Linked DNA regions of Mus musculus: all the other regions are linked to region 1. A link is a loop called in an ENCODE intact Hi-C map of the cell type or tissue named here. Cell type or tissue: heart. All regions are shown on one strand. Region 1 holds the start of Usp25 (ubiquitin specific peptidase 25). Region 2 overlaps Usp25 (ubiquitin specific peptidase 25). Region 3 holds the start of Btg3 (BTG anti-proliferation factor 3). Region 4 holds the start of Hspa13 (heat shock protein 70 family, member 13).

What was found. Peaks named below come from ENCODE experiments on the same cell type or tissue, not always from the same donor. Only the 100,000 strongest peaks of a DNase experiment are listed, where the experiment ranks them.
Region 2: it touches region 1 in a loop (2.0-fold over the local background); 6 of 42 quality-filtered maps call a loop at or near these places.
Region 3: it touches region 1 in a loop (2.8-fold over the local background); 3 of 42 quality-filtered maps call a loop at or near these places.
Region 4: it touches region 1 in a loop (6-fold over the local background); 6 of 42 quality-filtered maps call a loop at or near these places.

Annotation. Positions count from the first base shown.
Region 1 is chr16:77,011,606-77,016,605 of GRCm38, reverse strand. Usp25 (ubiquitin specific peptidase 25) reads right to left here and starts at 2,537. Exons shown (of 24, transcript NM_013918.2): 1 at 2,466-2,537. The coding sequence starts at 2,510. In heart, CTCF peaks have their summits at 2,790 and 3,019 (motif pointing left); a DNase peak (open chromatin) is centred at 3,025; H3K4me3 peaks cover 2,983 bases; H3K27ac peaks cover 1,840 bases.
Region 2 is chr16:77,057,813-77,062,812 of GRCm38, reverse strand. Usp25 (ubiquitin specific peptidase 25) reads right to left here. Exons shown (of 24, transcript NM_013918.2): 7 at 3,513-3,650; 8 at 341-417. Among named protein-coding and RNA genes, the nearest start is that of Usp25, 46 kb to the right of the region's middle. In heart, no CTCF peak of the experiment used is centred here; a DNase peak (open chromatin) is centred at 2,432.
Region 3 is chr16:78,374,043-78,379,042 of GRCm38, reverse strand. Btg3 (BTG anti-proliferation factor 3) reads left to right here and starts at 2,233. Exons shown (of 5, transcript NM_009770.3): 1 at 2,233-2,442. In heart, no CTCF peak of the experiment used is centred here; DNase peaks (open chromatin) are centred at 2,152, 2,932 and 3,082; H3K4me3 peaks cover 2,525 bases; H3K27ac peaks cover 2,329 bases.
Region 4 is chr16:75,763,872-75,768,871 of GRCm38, reverse strand. It overlaps Hspa13 (heat shock protein 70 family, member 13), which reads left to right and starts at 2,054. Exons shown (of 5, transcript NM_030201.3): 1 at 2,054-2,137; 2 at 3,588-3,928. The coding sequence starts at 2,113. In heart, CTCF peaks have their summits at 1,839 and 2,038; a DNase peak (open chromatin) is centred at 1,961; H3K4me3 peaks cover 2,266 bases; H3K27ac peaks cover 1,923 bases.

The DNA of each region.
Region 1 (5,000 bases):
TCAGGAATTAAGCAGAGACTACAGGAAGGGAAGACACTGCCCCTTCGAATTACATTGTTGCACCTTACTTAGATTTAAAAAAAAAGAAAAGAAAAGAAAAGAAAAAAGAAAAAAGAAAGAAAAGAAACACAAAGTTTTGTGTACTGTTGCTTTAAAAAGATACTAATCTTACAGCTCTTTACAATAAAAAGGAAGAAAAATCTTGAAAACAGAAAATCATTTCAACAACTATAATGGCCATTTACTTAAAATTTGTCAACAGATCTGCACACTTTTTAGAGAGGAGAAAAAAAAAAGAAAAGAAAAGAAAACTGCAAAAATTCTATCTACACAGCAGCCTGCTCCTGATAGCCCTTCCTTTCCCTGACAGTCTTTGAAGCTTCTAAGTGAAATTAGTTTCACTTTTGTTTCTTAAGTATAGAGTTCACTTCCTACTTCTTAAGGCAAAGTCCTAGCCCTAGTTTCTAGCGTCATTTTAAAACTTCAACTTTGAGTTACATTGTTTCAAAAGAATTTAAAACCATACTGTTTGGCCCTGTTCTAATACTGGTCACAAAATAACAGTGTATTAACAAGGCAAAGGAACACATTTAAAAAACTACAAATGTAGTTCAGTTGGTAGAGTTCTTGGCTAGCATGATGAGGCCCTAGGTTCAGTCCCCAACACCATTAAAAGTAAATATTCTGGGTGTACAAAAATATATGATGTTGCTCTAAAAGCATTCACCAATTATCAGTGAAATGATTTAACATACTCAACACATGCTAAAAACAGCATCACAATGTTAATATTTTGAATTAGAGAATATTCTCTTAGGGGAGAGGAGGCTTATTAAGCATGAATATTGGACTAGAAAACAAAGTTAACTTTCAGTAATTTGATTCTTGATTCTACAGACTTATGTATACAGTTCTGAGCCATCAAGGTAGTTATCTGACTATGCAAAGAAGTGGTTTAGTCAAAACGAAAGACAAAACCCATAAAGTCCTTGCAATCTTGAAGTTTAAGAGAAGCAAAAAAGACAGCAACTTTTCCCACTTTGAGATAAAGACGTTTTAAAATGCAAAATGAGTATAAAGAAAATGCTACTGAGCCTATTGCTTAACATGCCAAAGATCCCATGACCTTCCAACCAAAACTACAGCACACATTCAACATCAACATCTAAAGATTATAGTGTTCTAGGAACAACATACAGAATTGGGAGGCCAACTGTTTTCTTCGTTATTGTTATTCAGTCTTGAATTCTTCTGCCACATTACAAACTACATCACAGTTCACCATAATCGTCTCAATGTGCAAGAAGCATAGACTAAAATAGGCTCCAAAACCAACTTTAACCAAAGTGTCTAAAATAACAATGCACTATCCCTACTTTCCAACATTCTCTGACATCTTTGGTTATCTCAAGGAACATAAAATGCTAAAACTATTTTAATGACAAAAAGAAAAAAACGGGGGGGGGGGGCTGTTTGAAGGTATTGGTCTATTTTTTAGTACAACAGGCCTCACTTTAAAGACAAGCACAGGTAGGCTTTACAGCAAGTACCTAGTGTCAAAACTACAGCAGGGTGTGGCATCCATTACTCACACCGATGAGCCAAAGGAGGCTCTGGCTGTTCACTGTATACCTAATTGCTCCTACAATTAGAATTCAACTAAGCCAACATTTCCCCGGTGCTCAAAATGCTTTTCACACCAATAAGGGGGGAGGGGGGAGGGCAGAACAAGTAATGACCGTCTGCTCTTCAGGACATGGAGCAAGCTATGCTGGAGCTTTTAAAGATTCTTAAAGTAAAACCTAGAACTAGCAAGATACTGTTCGAGAAACAATATGTGATGACCCCCCTAACTCTGCGTGAAACTGATGCTAGAGTAAAGAACGAACAAGAGAGCAAGGTCAAACTTAGGGGACAAAAGATTTGAGTAACAGCCATAAAGGTCTCCTTACGCGCGAGATACTTTCTAGATCCAAGAGAGAATAAAATAAAGAAAAGAAAGAATAACCAACCAAACACTCTACTTGTACAGATTCCACCCTGGGTCGATGCGATGTACCTGCCCTGGAAGACAGGTAATTCGTTTTGGGGAGGTCCGGTTTTTTTTTCCCCAGAACAGCAGGCCTGGCACAATAAGACCTCCGAAAGAGAAACTGTCCAAAAGGGGTGACAAGTGACATTCTTGCAGAAGAAAAGGGACTGGAAAAGGAAGCGAAGGAGAAGAAAGTTTAATTACAAAGCCTGGCAGAGTGAGTACTGGAGGAATGCGGGGGTCACTCTGGGGACGCGGCGCCGTCGGTTCTGGGAGAGCAATCCGCAGAAGGGAGTGGACGCGAAGCCTCTCACTACTGCACACCCCGCTCCGCACGCAGCCCCGCGGGACCGAGCGCGACGCTCCCGGAGTGGCCCGGCCGGCCGGGAGGCCACGCGGCCCGTCGAGGAGCGGCGACCAGCCCGCGCCTCACCTTCTGCGCCGCGCTCTGCTGCAGCACATTCTGCTCCACGGTCATGGCCCCCGCGGCGGCCCCGCCTGTCGCGCTCTACCGGGCCCGGGGCAGCGACGCGGACGGCCCGGGAGGACGGCGCCCCCGCCAGCCGGGCGCGAAGGCGATGGCGGCGGGCGAACGCGGGCCCCGCGGGCAAGCGGCGAGACGCTACCGGAGAGCGCCACCGCGGCCGCCTCAGGTCCTCTGCGCCCCGATCCTCAGCGCCGCTGAGCCGCGGCGGCCCGGCCCATGGGCGCAGGCGACGGAGAGCACGATCAAGCCGGGCCGCGTCACGCGTTCGCACTCAGCTTCGCCTGACCGCTCCGGGGGGACCACTGCGGGCCGGCGGCAAGCGGACGGAGGGAGCGGCCACCCGGAATGGCGCTGTCCTCCGGCCGCCGCGACTCCGCCTCCAGCCCCTCCCTCGCCGCGGTCACCGCCCCCGCCCCGCCCTCCTGCCCCGCCCCCGCTCTGCCCCGCCCCACCCGTCCTAACCCTACATTGTGACCCGCGGGAGCGGAAGGAGGGGCTGTGTTGCTGCCCCGCCCCCTGGTGGGCCCCGCCCTCCGTCTAAGCTCCTCTCAGCGCGCGGGCTGGACGGCCAGAACCGCCCATCCTGCAGGTTACTGTGCACCATTTAAGGCTCTTGCTAAACTCTGACATTGCGACCCCCCGACCCCCAGTCGAGGCTAGAGCCATAGGACGGTATACCAGATCACCTTCCTGTCTAACGGTCTCCAAAACAATCAACGTCCTTCCATACCTGTAATGTCCCAAAACCTGGGCGGGCCCAGAACTCCAGCTATTTCCTATGTCACCCAAGCCTTTCTAGGAATTTCACAAGCCATGAACCTGCTGGAAGAAAAAAGTCAAATAAGCAGAACGCTGTTAGAAGTCCTTCTGGACTGTACTTTTCTCAACTATTCGTTACATACATCAGGACTGACATTCTGTGTTTATTTCATGCACTGGAATGTGTGACAGTCACTGCTAGACTGGGGATTTAAGGTTTATTTACTGAAGAGAATCTAAATGAATAGACATAAGGCAAACAACATTATGAAAGAATCACTGCCTAGATGATGCATAATTCTAATATCCCTGTTGCCAAATTAAACAAACGATTAACTACCGTATGTGGAATAGTCTACTGTAAACGGAATTGGAGGAAAAGCCTAACAGTAAGTAAGAAACCTGGAAGTAAAATATCTTCAATTGCACCAGCTAAACTAGGGACAGAGTAAGACCGAGACCCAGGGGAGGGTAGATTAATGAGCACAGGGTTACAAATACAATAATACAGTGCACATACAAGTTAGACTGTAATTTAATCCACGGCAAGAAAAGCAGGCTTGGTAAAGAATCCAAGAAATACCAGGTCTTATATCATCATAATAACTCGGAAAAAGTCTTGTAATAACTCTTTGTACTTTATAACCACATCTAATCTTCCTTTGGGATGTCTTCAACCCTCTTTTGTGATTCCTTCCTTGTATTTGTCATGTTCGTTTGACAAATTTTAAATTTTGACTTCATTCATGGTCCTAAATCCTTGACTACAAAGGTTGTGAAATGATTGGAGGTGAGGAATTTTATGGATACTGCAAGAATTCCAGAGCACATGCTGTTTATGAGAACACAGACCCGGAGAGCACGTGTCTGAGAATGGACCTCAGAGCTACGTTTCCACAGTTAGAGACCTCAGCGCTGTAACTTCTCATTCACAGAGTAGCTTTGTGATTCTCCACAGGGGAGAGAGTTTTACAAGGTCATTTTCTTCCATTCAAAAGTACAAAAATTACCTGAGATTTGAGATACTGCTCACTAGTAGTAAGCATGGAAGCACATAGCTACACATTTGATCTTCAGGACCACTGCTTTTAAAAAGTTAAAAATTAATGTGAAAAAACTATTACAATGGTTTTTTTTTAAATCTATTGCCAGATATTCAACTTTAACTTCAGGAATTTGGTAGTACAATAATTCCCCAGAGTTTCATTATTTAGTCTTAGTTTTAAAATCTTTAGTACCTACCTAGTAGATAAAAGTTTAATAGCCCACCTAGAGATTTAATTTCCAGCTCATTTCTGAAGATTTCTTACTCATTCAATGATTTTTGGCACACTGTCAATTGTCCAAGTATATGATTTTGAGATAACTTATTTGTAGGTTAACTTATATGTGTTTCTTTTTTAAAAAGATTGTAATTGGAATAATTGGAGAGCAGAAATTTGTGAATTAACATAAATTAGTACAAAAGCCCGTTTTTGAGAATTTGCGTATCTGTCAGCTTTGCTGCTCATGTATTTAGACCTTTGTCGTGTATTTAGAGGCTTTGAAAGACCTGGTAGCTGGAACTGTAGAGTCACAGAATATTGCATATGAACTCGTACCCTACTACATTACATGATTGATATTCGGTGAAAAATTATATGAAATACAAATCAAGTGTTTACTCATGATATAATCTGAGGATTTCTCAGGGCATACTGACTTAAGGTCCACGGTGACAGG
Region 2 (5,000 bases), 46 kb before region 1:
CTGTCCTCGGGGTCACAGAAAGGACTTAATATGAAGTAAAATATTTTTAAATTTATGCCCAACTAACCCCTTCTCCCTCAAGAAATCCCGAATGCAGGAAAAACACAAGGCTGCAAGATTAGTACTTTCGGGAGTTGAGTTTTAAATCTTACATCAAGCCTGACAGTAGAAACTGACAGCCACCTGAAACTTGTTACCGCGGCTTCTAAACAGCCTTTTAATAATACAGATAATACTGGGACTCCCAAAAGTCTCTCTCGGTTGCACATTTGTACCGTACCAAGAGAAGAAAACGACTGTCGCTTACTCACTTCACCATCCGTAAACATCAGTGACTTACGTTTCCTCTTCAGCTTTCATTTGGAAGGCATCTTCCAACCAGTCCAATAACTTGTGTGTAAACTCACTCACATCTTGCTGTGGAAAGAAAAAAAGGTTGATTGGTACTTGATCCTACTAGCAAAGATCCTAGAGGCTGTAAATGAACACTTCCAGGTAGTCACGCCTCAGGAAAGTCATGTGGCTGTCTCATAAAATGCAATGCATTTCCATAATTTAACCAGGACACAGTATTATAACCACAAGGTTCTGTTTTAGGAAATACACACACTCAAATGTAACAAATGAGTTTATAAAAATAATTAGTTATATACTCTGACATGAATCAATGAAATGAACACTTTCTTTCACCTACTAAGTGTTGCTCTTAAGGTCTAGGAAGTGTTGCTCTTAAGGTCTAGGAAGTGTTGCTCTTAACACTCTAGTGTTATATAGTCAAACAAGACTAATGTCAGGACAAAAATCTAGTTGTATCTCCTTGAGAAAAATGGCAGCAAAAGAACATTTTACTCACTTAGAACCTCAAAAAGTGACTTTAACTGATTATGGGGCTTTGCAAAATTCACCTCATGGTGACTTAAGCTCAGATTTAAGTGACCCCCAATCCAAGGATGGCCATCTATGTGGGGCACAGAACAAGAGAAACAAGGACACACTTGAGTATAGACAGAGATCAAAACTAGCCTTTTTGGGCCAAGAATACCAGAACAGGACCAGAGGCAGGGAGGACACTGTGTCTGAGAGCACGGCTCTGGTAAGCATTTTAACTCCAAGCCCATGACCTCTGGGTCTGCAAATCATTTCCCATTGTTCCTGAGCCTAGAGATTTAAATTGATTTGTAAATGTTCACCTTTTTAAACAATTTTAATCTTGAAGATTGTAGCTAAAAAGAACCACCATTTTCTATTTATTGTGAGTCTTGCAAAGAATTATTCCCTGTACTTTTATGTAATCAATCTAAAATTTACAATTACAGTAACAGTTACAAAGGTTTAGCAAAGTTCCTTCTGATAAACAAGTGAGGTCTTCGCTGTCATAAAGCATTGTCAGCTGCAGAGAAGGGACAATGGGTACAATTCACAGAAACCCACTCATCAAAGACACGCCCTTAAGACTGGGTCACCATTCCAGACATGTCATATTCTGGGAGAATGTAAAACAAGTCCAAGGTAATTAAAAACTAATCATAATATTAATAATATAAGTACATATTTTATCCACTCACTAATGTGAATGTCAGAAAATCACACCTATACCAAAGTAACTGGTAAGCATCTACTTTTAAAGACCTCTAGGGAAAAAAAAAAAGCAACAACCATACAACTATTCTATACACCCAAAGGAAAGGCATTCACACACACTATAGCATTTACAAGCACAGAGCAGCAAAGCCCAAGCCATCTTCTTGAGGACTTTGCCTATCCAGAAAGAGCTCCACCTCTGTTCCACCTTTAAGTGGTAACCGACAAAAAGATGGGAGGCTTCTGTAGAAAGCAGAAAAAAAGTAAATTTCGAAAGCATATAGAAGAAAACCTGGCAAAGAACGGTAGTGAGCTTGGGCAAAATTAATTTGTACACAGAGCAGCAACTAGAAAGGACTGCCATCCATTCCCAAAGAGAAGGCTAGAGAAATAAGTTAGAAATGGGTAAATGAAGACAAGACATCTGGAAGCAGAAGTACTGTTCTAAAACTGGCAGTTTGGGAATCGGGGAATACTATTCTAATTATTTTAGCTTGTGTTAGTATTGCTGTAGTAAGAAGAAATAAGTTTGTTCCTACCAAAGGGTTTGGAAAATACTTAGAGCACTTGGCTGTTTGGAGAAAATTTTTAAGAGGAAACAGCACAATTGAAAATGTTCTGTGTCCGCATATATTTTATATACAAGGTAAAAATTTAAAAACAAAAAAGAAAACGGTAATAAACACATTATTTTTCATGAATCCTGCTCTAAACTTCCATTTCATGAACCCAAGTAACAAAGCTCACTACTCTCCCCCCCCCTCCCCCCCAGGCAGGGCAAAGCCTCACTACCCCCAGGCAGGGCGGAGCCTCACTACCCCCAGGCAGGGCGGGGCCTCACTACCCTCAGGCAGGGCGGAGCCTCACTACCCCCAGGCAGGGCGGGACCTCACTACCCCCAGGCACAGAGGAGCCTCACTACTTCCAGGCAGAACGCGGTACTCATTGGAGCACTTGAGTGCTATCATCTTTTTCAATATTTATTCTTTTCTACAACGATGTGTGCTCCTACTTGTGTTCTTGGTCTCTGAGACTCTTCAATTAGCAATGCTAGTTTATACTGATTGTATTTTAGAAGAAAAAAATCTCAAACATTGTTTATACCAAATGTTAATAAAAAGGGACTATGATATTACCATTAAAAACAAGAAAAATAAAGCAGTATTTTCAAAGAAAAATCTTTTATAGGTAATTAAAGAAAACTACTCTCTATTAGCTAAATCAGGGTCAAGAAAATCATATATAATTGTAGATTATTACATCTAGATTATTACAAGTTTGTTTAACTTGCTACTTATGGAACTGGAGAGATGACTCAGAAGTTGAGTACTCTCTACTCTTGCAGAGGACCCAGATTCGATTCCCAACACTTACACAGTGGCTCTGAACCATCTGTAAGGATCCAGGAGACCCAGTGCACCTCTAGCCTCCAGACACACAGAACACATGCAACACAAACTCCCGTCACATAAAATTTTAACTAATTTTTAATTATATGAATATTCTTAATTTTGTTCATTAGTTTTCCTCATCAACTCCCATCATTCTACAAATTACCCATGCACTTATTTATTTATTTATTTATTTATTTATTTATTTTTTCGAGACAAGGTTTCTCTGTGTAGTCCTGGCTGTTCTGGAACTTCACTCTGAACCAGGCTGGCCTCGAACTCAGAAATCTGCCTGCCTCTGCCTCCCAGGTGCTAGGATTAAAGGCGTGCACCACCACTGCCCGGCTCCCATACACTTATCTTATTACCTCCAATTTGTTCACTCTTTGCTTAATTTAGATTTTTCCCCCAATAATAAAACAATGATTCAATGGCTTCAAGTTAAAGTTTAGTAATGCCATCCTAACTCAGCCGACACCCTTGGAAAAGAGGACGAAGATTTATAAGGTTACGTGAAAACAGGAAGAGCCAGGAAGCTACCTGCTGTGAGTCATTGGATTTGAAGGCATCCTTCAGAATCTCAACTGCTCTGGACGGATCAACATACTTCCTCTTGGTACCAACAAGAAGTGCAAACAGATACCTCAGTTCCCGCATAAAAGGCAAATTCCGATGTTCCTGCAGAAGGAAGAAAAAAGAAGAAATGAAAAGCAACCCAATAAAAACAGCAAACTCTCCACTCATCAACCAATACTTCAACAGGAGGCGGGAAGTTAAAGGGCACCTATTAGGCCCTCTGTCTCATTAAAAAAAAACTATCAGCGACAAACCTCAAAGAGCTATGACAGAGGACCTCAAGCTAGCCTCACAATTTCTGCATAAATGTCACATATTCATAGCGAATTATGTCACTACGCAGCCAAGAATATCCACCTCATTTAGGTCTGCTCTTTAGACTCTTCCATTCATCAGGGTGCAGCTGCTTCTGACAAGGGGACAAGAAGAGTGTGTCAGTGTTCAGAGAGAGCTCAGCACACCAGGCACCATCTGAGCCCTGAGCTCTGGGCTCCAGGAATCCCACTGAAACAAAGGACCCTGCTCATGCTGGAGCGCTCCAGACTCGCCAGGCAGCAGAGCCTCCAAACACATTGCATGGAACTAGTGCTCTAAAAAGGACGACCAACCTCCACTAGTCATACAATGACCCTGATCACTGAACTAGTGTTAAGGCTCTGTCTAGTCCTTATGTAATGTCCTAATAAATACGAATACCTATTTATATATACTATTTTAGATTTATTAATAAAATTATTTTATAGATTTATTTTGGAAATTATAAGATTTAGAGTAAATGTATTTTAATTACTGCATTTTTTTTCAATTTAAATGTTTAGCACGTATAATGTTAGCAAAAGCATTAGCCAGATCAAACCCGAACTTGAAATCTTAATTTTATTCTCATTATGATTACACACTTCTCGATGATTTCAATATATCTTTTCTTTCCTTTTCTTTTTTTTTTTTTTTTCCACACAAAGCAGGTTCCCAACTCTAACTGGTTGGTTACATCAAACCTTCTGGGACAAAAAGCTTTTAGTCAGTATTTATTTTAAAGCAAAACAAAAAAAAGGAAACCATTCTTGAAATGATTTTATTAATGCTTCAGGGCAGAAATTCAGCTCTCATAATAATAGTTTTTATAACAGTAAGTTTAGGATAAATCTTAAAATACTATTAAATATGGGAAGGTTTTTAGTTTGCATAATTGGTATTTCTTTAACAATATCAACATAGATAATTTTATATAACTGACAGTCAGAGTAATAAAACCTACATAGAAACCATTGTTCTCTCAATGCACTACGAGGGGAGTCCTGAGAAACAAGTAGAAATTCAAAGATTTACTTAATCTCCAAACTATACACACCACTGAAGCATTCTCACATAGTGCTAATCACTAATGCTGAAATACCATTTCTGACCTATAAAGAACTGCAAATAACACGTACTTAAATATAGTATGTTCGT
Region 3 (5,000 bases), 1.4 Mb before region 1:
ACCACAGTGTTATATATAACCATAGATTAATAATGATTAATTATTATCACAGGGATCCTAACTGGGCATGCGAGCCATCTTAATTCACTGAGCCATCACAGTGTGGTGGCAGCACACGCTTTTAATCCCAGCATTGAGAAGCAGAGGCAGGCAGATCTCAATGAGTTTCGAAGCCAGACTGATCTACAGAGTGAATTCCAGCACAGCCAGGGCTACACAGAGAAACCCTATCTCAAAAAAAGCAAACAAAGAAAAAAATTACATAGAACATTAGTCATGAGATTTTGAAATTTCCTGGCAGTTAAAAATGTTTGTAACTACCTATTTTGTGAAACTGTAGAGTTAAGAGCTGTTAGCAGTAAAACAACGTCAATGTGATTATTTGTTTTAAACGAAAGCACATCTCCGGGAATAGTCCCACGGATGTATATGACAGCACCCCCTTTAAATTGAGAAATAGCTTTAGTTTCACAATAGTAGAAGTGCTTCTCACAAAATAGAGGCATAGCACACTAGTTTTATAATGGTTTGAGGGTTTTATACTTCTGGTAAAAAATTATTATTTTTGAGGCTCACAAGGCTATAATCACCAACATAGTCTAAATAAAGCTTTAACAATTAGTTCTTGGAATGAATTTATGAAATTCCTAGGCAAATGGATGGACCTGGAGGGCATCATCCTGAGTGAGGTAACCCAATCACAAAAGAACTCACATGATATGTACTCACTGATAAGTGGATATTAGCCCAGAAACTTAGAATACCCAAGATACAAGATACAATTTGCAAAACACATGAAACTCAAGAAGAACGAAGACGAAAGTGTGGACACTTTGCTCTTTCTTAGAATTGGGACCAAAACACCCATGGAAGGAGTTACAGAGACAAAGTTTGGAGCTGAGACGAAAGGATGGACCATCTAGAGACTGCCATACCCGGGGATCCATCCCATAATCAGCCTCCAAACGCAGACACCATTGCATACACTAGGAAGATGTTGCTGAAAGGACCCTGATATAGCTGTCTCTTGCGAGGCTATGCCCCGGCCTAGCAAACACAGAAGTGGAGGCTCACAGTCAGCTATTGGATGGATCACAGGGCTCCCAATGGAGGAGCTAGAGAAAGTACCCAAGGAGCTAAAGGGATCTGCAACCCTATAGGTGGAACAATATGAACTAACCAGGAGCCCCCCACCCCCCACCCCTCAGCTGGTCTCTAGCTGCATATGTAGCAGAAGATGACCTAGTCGGCCATCACTGGAAAGAGAAAGAGTCTTGCAAACTTTATATGCCTCTGTACAGGGGAACACCAGGGCCAAGAAGTGGGAGTGGGGGGAGGGAGGGTTTGGGGGACTTATGGGGTAGCATTGGAAATGTAAATGAAGAAAATAAGTAATGAAAAAAAAAACAATGGTAATCTGCATTTTTAAATTCTCTTTTAATGAGTGTCTTGTGTTTTTCCGGCCTGTCTGACTTATCAGCTGCTTTCACAACACTAACACCTAGCTGCCAGTTCAGCCTAAGGGACGGAAAGATGGGCCTTTCTTCGGAAAGTTTATCTTCCCTCTTCTTATGTGTTTAGTCAAGGCTTAAAAGCTACCCCTCCCCCCCAAGTCCTTGAGTTAGAAGTATCTGAGAAATACAAAGCCTGGCCACTCCACTCATCCATTGGGCCATCAGTGCTGGCAGAGACACCCCGTACTCAACAGGAGGCTGCCACGGTCACATGGAGGCACGAGCTCTGCCAGCCAAGTGTCCAGGTAAGAGTTTTACCCAAGCCATCTCACGTACAGGGAGGCAGCTAGTGACCTCACGACCGGAGGGACTTGGCAAGCCCTCAGTGCCAAGCTCCCCTCCGCAGCCGCTTCGTGCAGAGGTGGGTAGGAGGGGGAGAGCCCATCAAAGCAGAATCCGGATTGAACTTGCCCTCAGGCAGCAGAGAGGCGGGCGGATCCAAGGGAGAGAGCCCCGCGTGGGGAGGAGTGGCCGAAGAGCCAAGAGGAAGCGTCCTGCCCACCCCACTGAGGGAGGCAAGGCCCTCGGGGCTCGCGCAGGAGGCACTGCGACCTCGTGCCAGCACGGCCGTCGGAGCCCAGGCTCTGCGCGCGGCCGGAGGCAGGAGCCGGCCACGCGCACCGGTGGAGGGGGGCGGGCCCGAGGGAAGCCCCGCCCCCAGGGCGCGCGGATTGGTTCTTCGCGGCGCCGGGCCTCTCCTAGTCATCGCCCCTCCCTTCTTCCGGGCCTCGAGCCCCCCGTGGGCCGCGTCGGGACTGCGTTCGCCCTGTCGGCCGCGCGCTCCGCCGCCCGCCAGTCTGGTCGGCGCGCGCTCAGCGGCGGCGGCGGCGGCCCGACGACGCAGCAGCGGCGCTCGCGCTCGGCTCCCCGGCCACGGGACGCGGTCGCACCCGGCGAGGGTGCAGCCCCCGGAGCGGCGGCGGCGGCGGTGAGGAGAGCCCGCCGGGGGTCGGAGTCGGGGACGCGGTGGCAGTGAGGAGGGCAGGCCTGGCATAAGGGGACGCGGCGGGGACCCCCGGGCATCGCGGCGGAGGGAGGTTGGGACGCGCCCGCCGCCACGTCGAAAGCGGAGCGGCCGAGGGATGCGCGGCGCGGAGGGGAGCGGCGGCGGGTCCTCGGTGGGGTTGGGACGCCTCCTCCGGCGCGTGCCACGTCGCCTGCCGCCCCCGGGGAGGCGACAGCGGGCGGGCAGGGGCAAGCCGGTTTGTTTGCACAGGTTAGACGCGGCGCGCAGGCCGTCCACTCGGAGCGCGTGGGGGGCTCTCTCCACCCGCGCCGGGCTGGGAGGGGAGCCCGATCCGGCTGCATCTGGATCCCGCTGGCCAAAGCCGCCCGGGGCGGTCAGGGCCTCTCGGCGCGACCACGCTTGCCGTCCCCTCCACCTCGGCAGCGTCCACCTGGAGAAGTTGTGGTTTCTAGAAACTGCGAGTGGCTTTTTCGTTACTGGGGAGGGGTTGGGGGGGGTGGGGGGTGGGGAGACTGCAAAGTTAGAAACTCCTAGAAGGCCGAGCTCGTGGAACAAAGTAGAACTTGAGGAGCAGCCGCCGCGGTGACGACGTCCTGGGGTGACGTCACCAAGCGGTGTTTAAAATGGGAGCTTTGGGGGACAGTGTGGGTGGCACTAGGCGCCTAAGGTCTAATCCCCCACCCCCGGTCCCCGGTGGTATTCACACCCCCCACACACCCTCCCCCGAGGTTTAGACCTTTCTCTGTGCCTTTGGTACTTCTGGAACACTGATAAGAGGGGGTTAATTCTTAAGCTATTCCATTCCTTCAAACAGAAAAATAAATAAGTCCGTATGACTCATCTTCTGTTACAAACCAAAAAGCAACCGCTAAGTGGTTCTTTCCTTCCTTAATTTTATTTTATTTATTTATTTTTTTTAATATGAAGTTGAGGAAACAAAAAGCAAATCCCCCAAACTGTTAGGTAGCACGTACTGGCCCAGTTGGTGAATGAGAGGGGTCTAGGAATCATTACATTTCTCTAGTGTGAGTCTTCTATCTTGTTTGGAGTGGAGCGTATGCGGCTCCATCTGCGACATCCTCGCCCAAGTTGTGTATTCAGTTTCAGTGGGTTTTGCTGGTCCATCACAAGGTGCTATACATGAAGTATAAAGGAAGCTTCGGAGAGCGGAAGAGGCCTCACACTGCAGGAGGAGGGAGGTGGCACAGCAGTTGTAGTAGACTGAAGTTCTATGTGCCCACCACTGGTGTGTGAGGATTCTATCTACCGGCTGACCATAGCAGTAGAGGGTGTATTAGGCATTCTAAGCATCCAAGAGGAACGTTTGGGTGTTTTCCGTCTAGGATCCGAGTGAGTAGGGCTGCCAGGACAAATCTCAGATACTATATAGAATTTCCTTCACTCTGAGGACCCTCGTTTGCATTTGCACGCAGAGTAAAAATCACATTAGACAAGAAACTTAAGAGAGCAGTTTTAGTAAATCTTTAAAAACCGGTGTTTCTTTTTTCTCTTTCATCTTTTTTTTTTTTTTTTTAATTTATAAGACCAGACTGCCAGACTGTTGTTAAGCTAGTTCACTGTATAGTCAATACATTAGGGCCCGACATTGGCGCCCAGAAAGATGACGTTACTTAGTAAATGTTGGATCAGAATATCTCCAAGTTCCATTCAGCCAAGTGAATGAGCTCATCTCAAAGCATACATATATACACACACACACATATTCAAAAGAACGCCTGATCAGCCTTTCTGGATTAATCAATGATCAATCAGATTTTCTATTTTTAAGAGTCCTTTGATGCAGCTCCAGAATGTAACTGATTATTTCATTTAATTTTTCTGTGAGTGATCCTGAATTGATGCTCTGCTTAATGCACTTTAATGCTCACTATTTCTTGTTTTAGCTCTTTAGGAAAATATACCTATACCTGAAAGAATATGTATAAAAAGCTTCAATGCTGAAAAACTTTCAATGTGTAACAATTTTATTCAAGAGTAATAGTTTTATCTCAGCAGAAAAAGAACCTTGGACTCCCTAGACTCTTGTCTCCTGCTCCTCTGCTCCTCCTGCCTGTAGGCCACCCAGTCTATTTTCTGCCTGTATAGACTCCCCTGCTCTGGACAGTTGTATATATGGCGGAAATTTTAGTGTGGTATTGTTTGTTACCTCTGCTTGCTGTGTTATAGCACGTGTTAGTGCTTCGTTTATTGTAATTACCAGTTCTGTTGTACGTGTAAGCCATACTTTATGTGTCCAGTCAGCATTTGGGGGATATTTGGAGTATTTCTACTTTGTCATGAATAATGTTGACAAGGACCTACCTTCCTTCCTTCCTTCCTTCCTTCCTTCCTTCCTTCCTTCCCTCCTTCCCTCCTTCCCTCCTTCCCTCCTTCCCTCCCTCCCTCTTTCTTTCTTTCTTGAACATATATTTTAGAATTCCTGGGCTCATAGCTGATAGAATTACTGGAAATGTCATTGCTGTTTAACCTTTTTTTTGGGGGGGGGGACGACTCCAAAA
Region 4 (5,000 bases), 1.2 Mb after region 1:
TTAAAAAAACAAAAACAAAAACAAAAACAAAACAAAAAAAAAAACAGCTCTAAAATACTGGAAGTTCTCTTCAAGGTAAAACTATATAGGTTTCTCCAGTCTTGCTCCTTCCCAGTGATCATATTATTTCTATGTCTCACAGCATGTTGAATTAAATTTCTGATTGCCTTCTCTCTATCCTTTATTGATGCCAATGGTTACCACTGTGCTAAGCACACAGTAACTGTTCGATAACATTTATTAAAATTATCATTACCCATCAAAATCATCAGTTGGATGTTTGAATTATGCTTTCTTCATTCTTCCTAAGAACTTTGGCGAATAGTAGTCATATATCCACATGCTTTTCATTTTTCACATGACAAAGTATTTAAAAACACTAAAGTGTATTATAATGGGTCTCTGTTAGCCATAATTCAGATATAAAATCATTATATATGTATGTGTGATAATATCTATCTGTAGATAGGTAGGTAGACAGATAGACATAGACCAACCTATCATAGATAAAGTACATAGATAGCTAGAAACTTAAAAGATACAAGATTTTACGCAAGTGGAAAGCCAGTAGAGGTTCTTTCCCACAACTAGTAGACCTGTCGCCAATTAGGACTATTGATTTGCACCTAGCCAGAGAAGCACATTTAAGTTTCTAGGACCTTAAGTGTTCATGAACTTTCCCAACAGTAAAGTCACGTCCAGGAGTCCTTAAGTCGTATCAAATATTAAACAGTGAGGGGAAAACATCATGTTTTATATACTAAAAACCACCTGTATCCTCCCCCTCAATAATTGTGGTTAATCTTTTCGTCTTGCTGGGATTCAGAATCATCATGGAAGTAAACTTCCGGGTATGTATATGAGGGCGTTTCTGACCTGATTAATTGAGGCGAAAAGACTTCGCCTAACTATGAGCACTGCTATTCCGACATCCAGCAGGTTCAAGGCTGAATTAGAGAGAGAGAGAGAGAGAGAGAGAGAGAGAGAGAGAGATGCCTTCGTTTCCTGTCTCTGCTTCCTGACTGGGTGCAATGGGGACAGCTGGTTAAAAGGTCTTGCCTCCGTGACTTCCTTGCTATGAGGAACTGTACCATTGAACTTTGAGCCAAAATAAATCTTGTCTTCTTCAAATTGCTTTGCTAACGTGTCTTATGGCGCCAGGGGAAAAGTGATCGGATAGTCAACACGTGAAAGGACGGACCTGTCCAGGAAGACAATTCTGGCCATTTATGACATAATTAAAACGAAAAGTAGAATGTATCTTTCCATATTAGTTGGTAATAGCATATGTGAATGTTAATATTAGATTTGAAAATATCTTGGATAAACCATGCGGTCCTGGACAAACTTCATTCCTGACGAGCCCGTGAAATAATTTACTGCCAACAGCATCGGGCTGGCATTGCATTTAATGACTGCAAGGATATTTGCAAAGCAACGAACAGGTACACCAGAGGTGGGGTCTCCGGTAGGACTGCCCCACTGTGGAATGCTAAGGGGACTTCGGAGGGCTTAGGAGAAGTCTATCTAGAATCTTGATTTCGACCAAAGACGCATAAACCTTAAAAAAGAGGCTGAACAACAAAACGAAACAAAAAACAAAAACAAACAAACAAAAAAACCGGAAGTTTGAATTCCCCGCCTGCCTGGCAACGCAACCCACCTCGGAATCTTAATTGGTTTTATCCTCTTTATGCCTTCCAAGCTCTGGACAGTCCAGAACTGCAGTTCCCACAATACAACGCGGTGAGGCGGGGCTACAGGGACTTTTTTTTTTTTTTTTTTTTTTTTTTTTTAACCGCGAGTAAGCTCGCAGCGTTTTGGGTTTGATGAATGACAAACTCTGGCCTTTCCCAGACGCTGCTCCCACAACAAAGCCTGGTTTGTTGGGCCTTCGTGCGTGGGGAGGCCGAGTCTTCCCTCACTGGCCTGAGTAAAATCCGCCCCGCGGCCTCATGGTAGATGGAGTCATTGCTGTGGTGGAAATCGTAGTTCCTCCGGCTAATTCGGAGCCGACGGACTACATTTCCCAGGAGGCTGCGCGACAGCCGGCGACTAGGGGGCGGTGCCTCCCATCGGTACAGTCATCCTTCTGCCTGTTCGGCGGGACTGATGGCCGGAGAGATGACGATCTTAGGTCAGTATCTCAGGGGTCCCTGCAACTATGGAAGTCGACGGGGAAGTTCGACGAGGTCTGGGTGGGCAAGGGTTGGTTGTCTCACTCTCTGAATCACAGGTCACGCAGCCGAAGGGAGCCTGAAAAGGGGGCTAAGGCTGTTTGGAGCTGGTGGGGGCGGGGCGTCTGGAGTCGGGGGTCTGACTTGCCGGAGGCCTCTTGGGGTCGTGCCACCAGCCACAGGTCTGAGAGACGAGGGCCTAGGAATGCTAACGACCTCGGTCTTGAATGGGTAGCCGAAATCGGTTCTCTGTGCGAGAACCCACTGTGAATAAGAAGGGGATCTCGAGATTGAAGACTCTTGGCTTCACTCGGGATGCGGAATTGGGAGGGATTCAAGTCCCTGTGCATTCTTAGATGGATTCTCTTTTGAACATACCGATTGGGAATCAACATTCCCTTGCCAAACGCTGAGATGCTTTTGAGATTTGTCTGTAGGTGGGAAGAGACAAGTGGATAGGTTCTTGGTCTGCTATGATGTGCCAGGCGTTGATTTGAAGGAGCTAGCAATTACCAACAGCACTACCGAGTGACATTATGGGTTTGAGTGGGGACAGGTGTATTACGCAGACTAGTGAAACCAAATCAGATATTAATTCTAAACTCAAAGTGATGTTCTTATTCGCTTTTGTGTACAATATGCCTGATGTTTCTATATGATCTTTTCCCTTAAATATTTGCTGAGCCTCTGCTCTTCATGGGCCGTACTATTCAATGGTGACTAGAACTTGCCTTCGGGAAGTTTACATATTGTTGCTATCAGGGTTAGCACTTGCATACTTCTTCCCTAATATCTATTTTGAAAAGTATATCCTTAATGAATGCTTATATATGCAAAATCTCTTCTGGACTCTATGAGGTAACAGTAGTGCCTAAGCAGTTTTCAGATCAACATATCCAACTTACGTATTTTATCCTTTTGAATGGGTAAAGACGATAACCAAACAGGTTAGACTTACATACCAAAGCTGTCTCTGTGGGAATTTCATAATGGCATTTCATTTTAGTAATAACAGGTAAAAACTGTTTATGAAGCTATCAATCTAAATAGCAATAATCCAAGAAAACTGGATTGTATTTAGCTTTAGTTTCACATTTGTGATATTTTCATTCAACAACAGCATAATGGTTATTTAAATATCTTTACATTTTATTCCTTTATTATCATGTAACGGATTATACAAAAATACATTTGTGAGGGCTTTTGGTTTTTGAGGGTTTTTTTTTTCTCCTTTGTTTTTAATTGTACCCCGATGGAATGTTAAAAACTTGATGTCCAAAAGAAGTAGCTAATAATCCTATAAAGTGAAATATTTTATGTTTTGTTTTAAAAGTGCTACTAAGAAGATGTTGCTATAGGTACAGTATATGGTGGTAGCTTCATAAAAACTTATCTTTTTACCTTTTGCAGGTTCAGCTGTTTTGACTCTCCTCTTGGCGGGCTACTTGGCACAACAGTATTTACCATTGCCTACGCCAAAAGTGATTGGCATTGACCTGGGTACCACCTACTGTTCGGTTGGTGTATTTTTTCCCGGGACAGGAAAAGTGAAGGTGATTCCAGATGAAAACGGGCATATCAGCATCCCCAGCATGGTGTCCTTCACGGACGGTGATGTGTATGTGGGCTATGAGAGCCTAGAGCTGGCTGATTCAAATCCTCAAAACACAATCTATGATGCCAAACGGTTCATCGGGAAGATCTTCACCCCGGAGGAGCTGGAGGCTGAAGTTGGCAGATACCCATTTAAGGTAGGAAACTAATCTACACTCTGCGTCCATTTGATTTAACGGTGCTGTTTGAATTATGTGTCAGGGAATTGTATTCTCTCAGTGAGAAATCCCACAGCAGCTGCAGGGTGGATCAGTTCAGTGACTTCCTGGTGCTACCAGGTCAGGATATGGGGCCTTGCTGTGCACTCATCCCGCCATCATCACAGTTCCAGTTAGTTCTCTCAAGACATTTTAGGAAGGATGCTGAAGCCCCGTGGACTGTGAATAGGTATTCTCTATGTGTGTACATTTTGTATGCGTACAACATTTGTACACTTGCTGTCGTGCTTTCTGGCTTATTTGAAGTGTGTCAGTATGTTACACACATGTAGTGCATGTACCTCACTAGCTTTAATGGCTGTGGAACTGCTATTTTATTACAGAGTTACTCTATCTCAGCACTACCTCTTATACTTTGCTAGTGTCACACTAATTTTTGAAGTTCAGTATATATATATACATATACATATATATGCGTATATGTGTGTGTATATATATGTGTGCATGTATGTGTATATATATGTATGTGTAGATATATGTATACACACACACACACACACACACACACACACATATATATATATATATCTTTGTGTCTGTTAGAAATTGCCTGCCTTATGGAATTTTGAGTTGGATATATATGTGTGGGTTTTTTTTTAATAGTTATTTTATTTATTTACATTCCAGACCTTACCCCCTTCCTGGTCCCCCCTCCCAACAGTTCCTCAACCCATTCCCTCTTCCCCTTGCTCACCCCACACCAGGCCTCCCCCTTCCCTGGGGCCTCAAGTCTCTGGAGGATTAGGTGCATCTTCTCCCACTGAGGCGAGACCAGGCAGTCTTCTGCTATGTATGTGCCAGGGCCCTCAGTCCAGCCCAGTATGGTCTTGGTTGGTAGCTCAGTCTCTGGGAGCTCCCAGGGATCCGGGTCAGTTGAGACTGCTGGTCTTCCTATGGAGTCGCCCTCCCCTTCAGCTTCTTCAACCCTTCCTCTGATTCCTCCATAGGGGTCTCCTACTTCAGTTGAATGGTTGGGTGTTCGTTGGGTGTA